Linked DNA regions of Homo sapiens: region 2 is linked to region 1. A link is a loop called in an ENCODE intact Hi-C map of the cell type or tissue named here. Cell type or tissue: GM12878. All regions are shown on one strand. Region 1 holds the start of MYOCD (myocardin). Region 2 has its middle 150 kb from the start of LINC00670.

The links. Peaks named below come from ENCODE experiments on the same cell type or tissue, not always from the same donor. Only the 100,000 strongest peaks of a DNase experiment are listed, where the experiment ranks them.
Region 2: it touches region 1 in a loop (4-fold over the local background); 3 of 110 quality-filtered maps call a loop at or near these places.

Annotation. Positions count from the first base shown.
Region 1 is chr17:12,664,626-12,669,625 of GRCh38, reverse strand. It overlaps MYOCD (myocardin), which reads right to left and starts at 3,736. Exons shown (of 14, transcript NM_001146312.3): 1 at 3,383-3,736. The coding sequence starts at 3,437. In GM12878, a CTCF peak has its summit at 2,067; a DNase peak (open chromatin) is centred at 2,077; H3K4me3 peaks cover 975 bases; H3K27me3 peaks cover 342 bases.
Region 2 is chr17:12,393,707-12,398,706 of GRCh38, reverse strand. No RefSeq gene overlaps it. Among named protein-coding and RNA genes, the nearest start is that of LINC00670, 150 kb to the left of the region's middle. In GM12878, a CTCF peak has its summit at 2,746; a DNase peak (open chromatin) is centred at 2,723.

The DNA.
Region 1 (5,000 bases):
ACAACAAAAAACACTCAGATTGTAGGTAGGGTTGCCAAAAAGAATAACAGGGCCTAGTGAAATTTGGATTTCAGAGAAAAGTATGTCCCAAGTACTGCTATATAGTGAAAAAGTAATCACTATTGCTTGGAAATTCACATTGAACTGAGCATTCTGTATTTTTATTTGCTAAACTGAACAAGGTTATATTTGTGGGGGTGGGGTCAAGTTCATGGCAATTGCCAGACTTTGCCTCTGTTTGCGCGGTTTAAGATGGGGAAGTGGGAAAGAGAGAGAGAGAAGCAAAAGAAACACAATGATTCTTTAGAAGCAACATCCATTCATGGATCTCTCTCTCCACTTTTGATCCTTTATGTCTGAGGGCTGTGTGTGCCTGTGTGTGGCACACATACGTACCTCCCTGTGTGTTTTGTAGGACACAAGGATTGATATGGAGGAGAACTGTTGATAGTGACACTGATTAGATATTGAATAAACAACATGAGAAGATTAAAAACTGTAAAAATGTGATTAGTTTAAAATCAGCACAAATTACTACATTCATGTAAAACTGCCTCTCCTTCACACACAATTGCCACACAGCACAATCACAGTTACACTTGTTCCCAGTCAATCTTTATGTGTTTTCAGAGAATGATAAAATGTTACCAAAGGGGTCTAAGACATTGCCTAATCCAACCTCAACATTTACCGATTAAATAACTGAGACAGAGAAACTGACCAACCGCCGGTCCCACTGCACATCAATATTAATAATAGAAAAATGTTTTGTAAGAGCCTTCTAAGGCCTGGGCATTTTCGAAGTTCTCTACTTCACATTTAATTCTCACAATGACCCTATAGTCATCCTCTTTATTCAGGTGAGGCAAGTTGAGGCACAGAGAATTATGTAATTTACCTAACGCTCAGGGTCATGTAGCTAGTAAGCAGAGACCACTATGAAAAACCCAGCTAGTCTGGCCCCCGAGACCCACGCACTCAACCAGGACACCCTTTGGCTTCTCAAATGAGTTTATATCACTAAACATGTTCATACATGTAAACTTTCAGAGCTTACTGCTGCTGTAGCACAATTTTGTCCTTAATCACGAGGTCACTCAAATACAGCTTATAGAAAGTTGGTCGGCCATGGTTGACATCGATGATGATTTCAGAGTAAAAGCAGTTATCTGCTCACCTATAAATAAACCCCGTCACAGTGGGTCTGTTGCTGTAATCAGAGAATGGTTCTGTTGCATTTATTTTTTGAAATATGTTTAATGGAATACATAATACCACGATCTACTATCAAAGCAAATATTCGCAGTGAGATAGAAACAGTTTTATGAGTTTACTGTTTGAGTTGCTTTTGAAAGAGAAGGAGGAGAAGAAGATGATGAAAGAGAAGGGAAAACAGTGAAAGAGAGAGAGAGAAATCAAAATAAAGTCAAGGCCCTTATTCACTGTTGGTGACAAAATAAAAGACATTCTCTTAAAGAGAGGCCCTCTTGTTAGCATGCTGCGACCTCAGTGCTGGCACAGCCATAGTAGTAATTACATCCAGAAAGAATAACCTCCATTCAAACATTACATTTTCTAAGTTTTACATTCCACTTGTTTTTTTTCTCTTGTCTGTCAAGAGACTATCAATGTTTGCATCTCAGACTCCAGATTCCCTGTTTATCAATGACGGGAGGATTAAGGATGCCTGCTTCTGCTGTGATATCATGTTTTCCCGAAGCTACCTTTCCTTATGACACAAAAGCCTGCACAACTTTAAAAAAAGTGAGGCTGGAATTCTCTGAAGCTCCAGGATCAGGGTCTTCAGGGTCTACTTAGGAGACACCAGGACTCCACAAATCCACTGAGATGGAAGTTGGGAGTGTGGCAAAAACTGACTTCCCTCTCCACTGCACTTTAGCTGAAGGAGGGATTGATAAGCGTTTTGCAAGTCTACTATCAAGTACATCACCAGATCCTTTTAGAGACAAACCAGCACCCCCAGACCCTCCACATTTAAACTGGCAAGGAAGCATTTGAAATGAATGCAGCCTCATAGAAAACAAATCTACATCCTCTCTTCTTCAGAAAGGTGGCAGTGTTGCCTTACAGTTTTGACCGAATACAACGCAGTGGTGAGGTCTCTAGCTGGTTAACAGATCAACCGCCTCACCTCACCATGGAAAGGAAAGGAAGGACTTAATCCACTGCCGACCCCAGTGGCTGGCGGACTCATCCCAGAGCTTCAGGGGCAGTGAGACTTGTGACCGCCTAAGCTCTTGAGTTTTCAACTTGCATCAACAATGAAGATCCTAAGAAAATCTCCAGTTGACTCCACAGGCATCTAAAAACCAAGGGCATCTAAGAAAGTCACAGATGAACCTTACCTCCCAGCATCTACATTTTTCCTTTTTGAACCATCCATCCCAAGTGAAACAACTGAGTTGGCCCCATGTAGAAGGGCTAAGGAAACTTTAGCTTAGCAACCTATGCCAGCATCTTTCTGACACCTGTTATGTCTAATGTTCACATCAGAGTTCTCCTAAAAGTCATCAATCTAAGTAGAAGTCCTACATTGTTGAGTGTGTTGTTAACCAGTTTTCTAAAACCAACATTATACACAGAGCTACTGAAAAATAACTTCAGAAGTCAAGTGTTGCTTTGTCTAAACGTGGAGACCCACACAGACACCTTCCATGGGCGCGTGTACAAGCCCTTCTGGAGAAGCGGTTAGAGCTCCCGTCTCTCCCTTCCACTCACCTCCACTCAGCGTCCTTTGAGAAGTTTCTCCATGTGCCACTAACACAGAAATTTTGGGGGAAATTCTCTATTTATAAATATCAGATGGTTTGGGAAAAAATATTTGTGGCACTGGGCTTTCTTTTTTTTTCTACAGTGATGTCATTTTAAATACTTGGTGTGCTCCAAATTTGCTATTTTTACTTCCCCCAAGTGACTTTTTTTGGGAAATACATTTGTTTGGATTAGCTACATTTTAAGTGACCCCTGTACCTAACACACAACATCAGGTTCATCTTCTCAGCGATTATAACCGATACTACGCAGCTTCCAAACTTGAAATCCCTTATTTGTTCATTTCCAAAGTTGCTCCCTCTGAATGTACCCCTCCAAAATTTCTATTCATAGATGCAGAGAAAATAAAATAAAAGGATTGGCCTTTTCACAGATGAACAACCACACTCGACCACCCAAAGCACTTACAACGGAAGACACGAAAGGCCCCCAAAGTCAAACAAAACTCTTCGCTTCCACAATGTGCTTTTGGGGAACAAAGTTGAGGTAGACCTGGCAGGCTTTGAAACATTTATTGGAAAGCAGTTCTAGAGTTGAGAATTGCAGAAGAGGAAAGTTTAAGAAGGAATGCTAAATGCCTTAGCCCTACCTGATCTGAACTTGCTCCTAATCAGCAAGGAATGCTCAGACCCCAGGAGTGTCATGTTGAGTCTCAGCAAGCCGCTGGTCCCTTGGCCAGGCGCCCCCTGTTCTCCACCAGCAACAGGCTCCCGGGAGCCCAGCTGACCGCAGCTAACAACCCAGAATTCATCCAACTCTCCGTGAGCTCCCCTGGGTAGGAGTACAGTGGCAGCCAGTGTCCCCAGAAAACTGGCGCCTCCCCCCTCGCCGTGCGGGGCTAATTAACTCTTAGCCGGCGGGACCCTCCTCCTCCTCGGAGGTTGGCCAGGAGCAGCGCGGCATCCCAGGCGTTCCTGTCTGATGTCATAGGCTGCCGGCGATTGCGGAGAATCGCCACCACGCCTTTATGAAGGTCCCAACTTTGCCATCTGATACCCTTTACTACTGACAGGCGCTCAGCCAATCAGGAGCGGCGAGCGGGGTCTGGGGACCCGGAGCCGCCGAAGCCGTCTCGGGAACCGGCTCTTAACTCTTTGCGGCGGGCCCCGCAGCCGCCGAGGCACAGAGGGCGGGAGCAGGGCCAGGGGTCGGGAATCTGGGAGAGGGGCGCGAGCTAAAGAGCGGATGCCCGGAGGAAAGAAGGAAGGGCTGCGACGCCGCGGGGCTTGCAGGTGGTTCGCGGGGCTGCGGCAGCCGCTGGGAGCTCCGAGGTCCTGGGGATGGGCGTGCGCAGCCGGGGCTTCCCCGGCCGGGCTTCTGCCGGCGAAAGGGAAGCGGCCGGGATCTCCCGCCAGCCGGCTGCAAAGGCTGCGCGAAAGGGCGTGCGCGCCCGCGGGACAGTTCACGCGGGGCAATTTGGAAATAAGCTGGACCCCTGAGAAGAAAAGCTTCCGACGGACCGAAGCCCACGCATTCCCCTCGGTTTGAGGGGCTCAGGGCACTGGCAGAGACGATTCTGTATCTCGCAGCTCCAATACTGGACTTAGATGCATTTCCACGGGGAAATGGAAAGGCTTTCATTTTCTAGGATATGCTTTTTGGGGGGACAAATGTGACACGGCGCATCTGGAGATCCAGCTGCGACACAACGCTCCCACCTCACAACCCCGAGGGAATGGGAAAAGATACCTGAGTTGGAGTGAAAAACCTACTGGGCTCTAAATAGGGAGGGGCTCTGGAGCAGGGGGCAAGTCAGAGCTCGGGCTGGGCTTAGCTTGGGAAGGCTCAAAAACTTTGCCTGCGAATGAGTCTCTCCTTAGGGGAAAATCCATTCCGTAACCGACCCAGAGTTATTTGTGCATCTGGCCGAGGTGTTATAGGCACATGGATCAATGAAATAAAACAAAGACCCATCTCTCAAGAAGCCCGTTAAATAGTTGGTGGCTCAGAACATAAAAACCACTCTGTATACGTATATAATTAGGGCTTATTTGCAACTTCATATGCACGTGGACCCCGGGTGTCGTCTATTACACACAAGCCTGCCTGCATACTACGAGTCCTTAAAAGATCAGTCGGTGACAGATGGAGACCCGAGGTGACAATAGCTCATGGGGACAACCTCTAATGTCCTGGTCCCGGCCTCTGCCCCATCCCCTGTTGCTGAAAACACATTAGAGGGGTTAGCCCTAGAGCTTACTCTCTGG
Region 2 (5,000 bases), 270 kb after region 1:
AGGAGGAGAAACAGCTGGATTCAGTTACACTTCAGATCCATATAGTTTAGAAATAAATTATCTGTCAAAGTATGTTTTGTTTCTTGCTTATTCCAGCATGTTTGAAAACGTTTGAATTGTTTGGTTGAGGCCAGAATTCTCTAAGGATCAGACTTTCGCTTTACTGCATGTGTCTTTTAACACTTACGGCCCTTTTCTCCCTGGTTTCATGTGATCTGAATCAAATAAAACAAGTGACTAAACTAACAGTTGATTTGATGAAGCCCTAGATCTCCAAAATAGATTGTAGCAAACCTGTCATATATCCAACAGCAAATGCTGATGCCACAACCTTAATAGAGAATACGGAATCCTACAATTTCTCATCACCTCCTGTTATTAGCTGCGTCTAGGCCACCATTAACTCTTGACTGGTTATTGCAATGTCTTCCCAAGTGGTTTCCCCATTTTGACCCTCGACCTCCTTTCTTACTTTGTTTTGCGTTTCCATAAAAGAATACCGGAAGCTGGGTCATTTATAAAGAAAAGTGGTTTATTTAGTTCACAGTTCCGCAAGCTGTACAAGACGCGTGGTGCTGGCATCTGCTCGGCTTCAGGTGAAGGACTTTGAACTGCATCAAAACATGGTAAAGAAGTCCAAAGGGAAATCGAACACAGGCAAAGAGGGGCCAAACCTGACACGTCTCTGGGCTTTATTACAACCCACTCTTGTGGGAACTAATCCTGGAGCCAGAACTCACTATCACAGAACAACCCAAGCCGTTCTTGAGAGATCCGCCCCCAAACCCAACACCTCCCACTAGGCCCCCACCTCCCAGCACCACTCACTGAAGACCAAATTTCAACATGAGCTTTGGTGGACACAAGAAATCCATATCCAAATCATAGTACCCCTCTACAAAAAGTTTATCTCAGCAACCAGAGATGTATTTAAAGCAGATTCTATCCCACCTCTATAACCTTCCTGTATCAGTGAGGGTTCTCCAGAGAAACAGAACCAACAGATTACATATATGTAGAGAAAGAGGTTTATTTTATTTTATTATTTTTGAGACAGAGTCTCACTCTGTCACCCAGACTGGAGTGCAGTGGTGCGAACTCGGCTCACTGCAGCCTCTGCTGCCTAGGTTCAAGCGATTCTCCTGCCTCTGCCTCCCGAGTAGCTGGGATTACAGGCATCTGCCACCGCACTGGCTAATTTTTGTATTTTTAGTAGAGATGGGGTTTCACCATATTGGTCGGGCTGGTCTTGAACTCCTGACCTCGTGATCTACCCACCTCGGCCTCCCAAAGTGCTGGGATTACAGGCTCGAGCCACCGCGCCCAGCCAAGAGGTTTATTTTAAGGAATTGGTTCATACAATTATGGAGGCTGGCAAGTCCAAATGTGCAGGGTGGTCCATCAAACTGGACACCTAGGGGAGAGCTAATGCTATGGTTCAAGTCTAAACGATGTCTGCCGCAGAATTCCCTTTAACTTGTGGGAGCTCAGCCTTTGGTTCTATTGAGGCCTTCAGCTGATTGGATGAGGCTCATTTGCAGTACAGAAGGCAGCCTGCTTTACTCAAAGTCCACCAATTCAAATGTTAACCTCATCCAAGAACACCCTCAGAGAAAGGTCCAGAGTAATATTCAACCACCTATCTTGGCACCATGACCTCTGCCTAGTTGGTACCTACAATTAACCAGCAAATATCCTAGCAATGACCTAAAGCCCCTCATTGCTGGTCCTCAGCCCTAGTTGAACATGGGAATGACCTGGGGGGCTTTAAAAGCCACTGATCTCAGGGTCCCAACCCCAGGGAATCTGATCTGGGGTAAGGCCTGGATATTGGGATTTTTAAAAGCCTCACAAGTGGTTTTAACGTGCAGCAAAGTTTGAGAACGATTGTCCCACATAACCCGCCCTTTCCAACCACCCGCCCCACCACTACAACCTGTCACTCTCCTCCTTGCTGGATTCCCCACAGCCACTCTAGCTGATTCTCTGAGCACTCCACACACACACACACACACACACACACACACACACACACACACACACTAAAAGAGGTGCACGGTTCACCTCCTTCAGAGCTCATCTCAAACACTATCTTATCTTTGACACCTTCCTTGACCACCCTGTACAAAAAAGCAACCTTACTCCATACCTCAACTTTTTCTCCATCACACTATCATCACCTGAAACACTGTTATGTTTCCTTATTTGTTATACTTAACATCTCTTTCCCTCTAGAATGTAAGTTCCAAGAGGGTAGGGATTATATTTGTTCTAGTTATTGCTGTGTCCGCATGGCTTAGTTAGAACAATGCCTGGCGGCTGGCAGAAACTCAGTAAATATTTGTTGAGTGAACAAAGAAGTGACGGATTAGGTGCAGAATTTTTTCCCTAACAATTCAACATTCATATTTCCTAGAGCCCCTCACTGTTATGCATTGGAGCTGTAGCTGCTCCCCACTAGTGGAAGTTTTCTCACATAAGGCTAGGTCCAAACATGTGAAAGCTTTGGACAAACCAACTATTTGTTGCCATAGCCAGGCAATTAGAGGTCCTTCCTTTAAACCAGTTTTCGGTTCTTTCAATAACACTCATCTTGCTGGGGCAGGGGCTGGATCAGAGAGATTTCTGTGCTTGAGTGCTATCTTCCTCAGCCCAAGAGGAAGCACGTTTCCATTATGTAAAAAGTCATACGTGGAAACCTTAATGAATTAGCAGTCATGTTTCCATCTCAATCCTGTGTTAGTTGGCGCCCCTACTGGATGGATGTGGCAGCTGCACTGACTCAAGAATCCAGTCTGGTTATCACAACTGGGAATCTCCCAAGGACAGGAGCCTTCAGTTCTGCAACTTTATCTTCTTACCCTATAGAAGGCTGTCACTGACCATTTGTTAAAATTGTATGTTACCTTGTTTAATGGTTTCAAAATCTTTTTGGAAAGCTTTTGAGGTAACTAACTTAACCCACCACTGGTTAGAGCCAGAGCTAGAGCTTGGACCAAGATTCTTGACTCTGTCCATTTCTCTCCTTGCCTCTTTAGAACACAAAGAAAACTTCCTGGCTTGGGGAATTCTATAATCTCCACTGACTTTATCGGGGAGTGCCAGAATCCAACTACCTTTTCAGGTTATCCTGAAAAAAACCATCTTAATAAAAAAACTTGCCCAAAATCCTTGACTCAGATTTTCTCCTGGGAAACCAAACCCAAGACATCTAGCACCAAATACAAAGCAGTTGATATGAATGAATAAATATATGAATAATTCTTTTTCCTTAAAACTCAATCTCAGTGTCACCCCGTTATAGAATTCTTCCACTTCAAAAGTGGGCACATGTGATAATGCAGATACAATTGAGGAAAAGGTAGTTTTCTCATAAGCTACACATGAATAGATATAACTTCCTTGGAAATTAAGCTCCTCTTTCTACCCTTATTTGTTCTTTTTGGTGCATTGATCAGGTACTGCAAGGCCTACTGAACTGTTTATTTATAAGAGAGAACTGCATTCTGAACTCATGAAACATAATACCTTCTGGAAAGTTGGATCCTGTAAAGCTGTAGAACGATGTGTATTGAAGGTACCTGCCTTTGCATTTTTGCTCCATGCTCCTTGCTTTTTGAATGTCCTTTGGTCCTGAGACTTAGGGGATCATTGTGCACTTCTTTCTTACCCTCATTTCTTAATATCTTCAAGCAGTAGTATTTTGGATCAACCAGTCAGCCTTTGGAGGCACCAGATTCTCTCTCTGTGAGTATGTGGGTATGTGTATGTGTTGGGACTGATGTGATATAGTAATAATGCATGGGGCAGATGGATGAAATGCCAGAGGTTCAAGGTGATTGAAGAGTGGGGAGAAAGAGAAGTGAGTTCAAGGCTGGAGTCTTTAAGGAGATGATGATGTGGGTAAATACAAAAAGTCACAAGGAGGTAATTTTCAGAACTAGAAATGATACAAGCCAGGATTTGGATGTATAAGAGTGACAAAGAAGTTACGTTGGAATAAAATATGGATTAACAAGAATTATTCCATAGGTTCATTCAGGCTCCAGTATTTCACTCCTTCCCACCTGGCATCTTCATTAACTACCCAACTCCAGCTTCAATTCTTACCACCAATTAAGGTAATCTGAATTGAGAATAATCCTGGGTGCATGCATTTTTAAAAGCCACATTCCTTATACTTAAGAGGTGGCTCAGATCACACTTGCCTTGTTCTCAGCCCAAGCCAATAAAAAGAAAAGGAGTTGGGTCTGTCAGAGAAGGGAATACCCAGTGTCAAATCCTTCTAGTGAGGGAGGAAGTGCATGCTGATGAAGGGAAGAAGAGATCAATCAAATGTCTGTAGCTATCGTAGGGCCAGACATTCAACAGAGATCTAAAAATGTGAGGCAACAGGGAAAACATTGGTACTTGAGAAAACAGAAGAGAAGACTTTGTAGTCATATTGGAATAATCATACTAGAGAGATAACGTAACTCCCAGTGAAACTTTGCTTGAGATGGAGAAAATTGGAAGTGAATAAAAATGAGAAAGAAATAAAACTGTATACACCAACATTTACTACACAAAAAAATAGCCTGGGGAGAAAAAAAACTGACAGAAAGAAAGATTTCCTGCAATTCAGGGCAGGAAATGGCAGCGCCTTTACAGTGGAGGCATCAAAGGGAAATAACTTGCTGTGTTCATTATTTACTGCTACGTGAGAAAGTAATTCAAAATTCAGGGGCCAAAAACGTCATTCTATTTATTTGATCACAATTCTTCAATTAAAAAGCAGGGCTCAATGTGGACAGTTTGTTATGGATGGAATTGTGTCCTCCAAAAAGATATACTGAAGTCCTAATCTTCAGTGCCATGAATGTGACCTTATTTGGAAATAGGGTCTTTGGAGATGTAATAACGTTCAGATGAGGTCATTAGAGTGGGCCCTAATCCAACGGCTGGTGTCCTTATAAGAAGGAACTTGGGACACAGCCATAGAGGGAAGATGGCCATGTGAA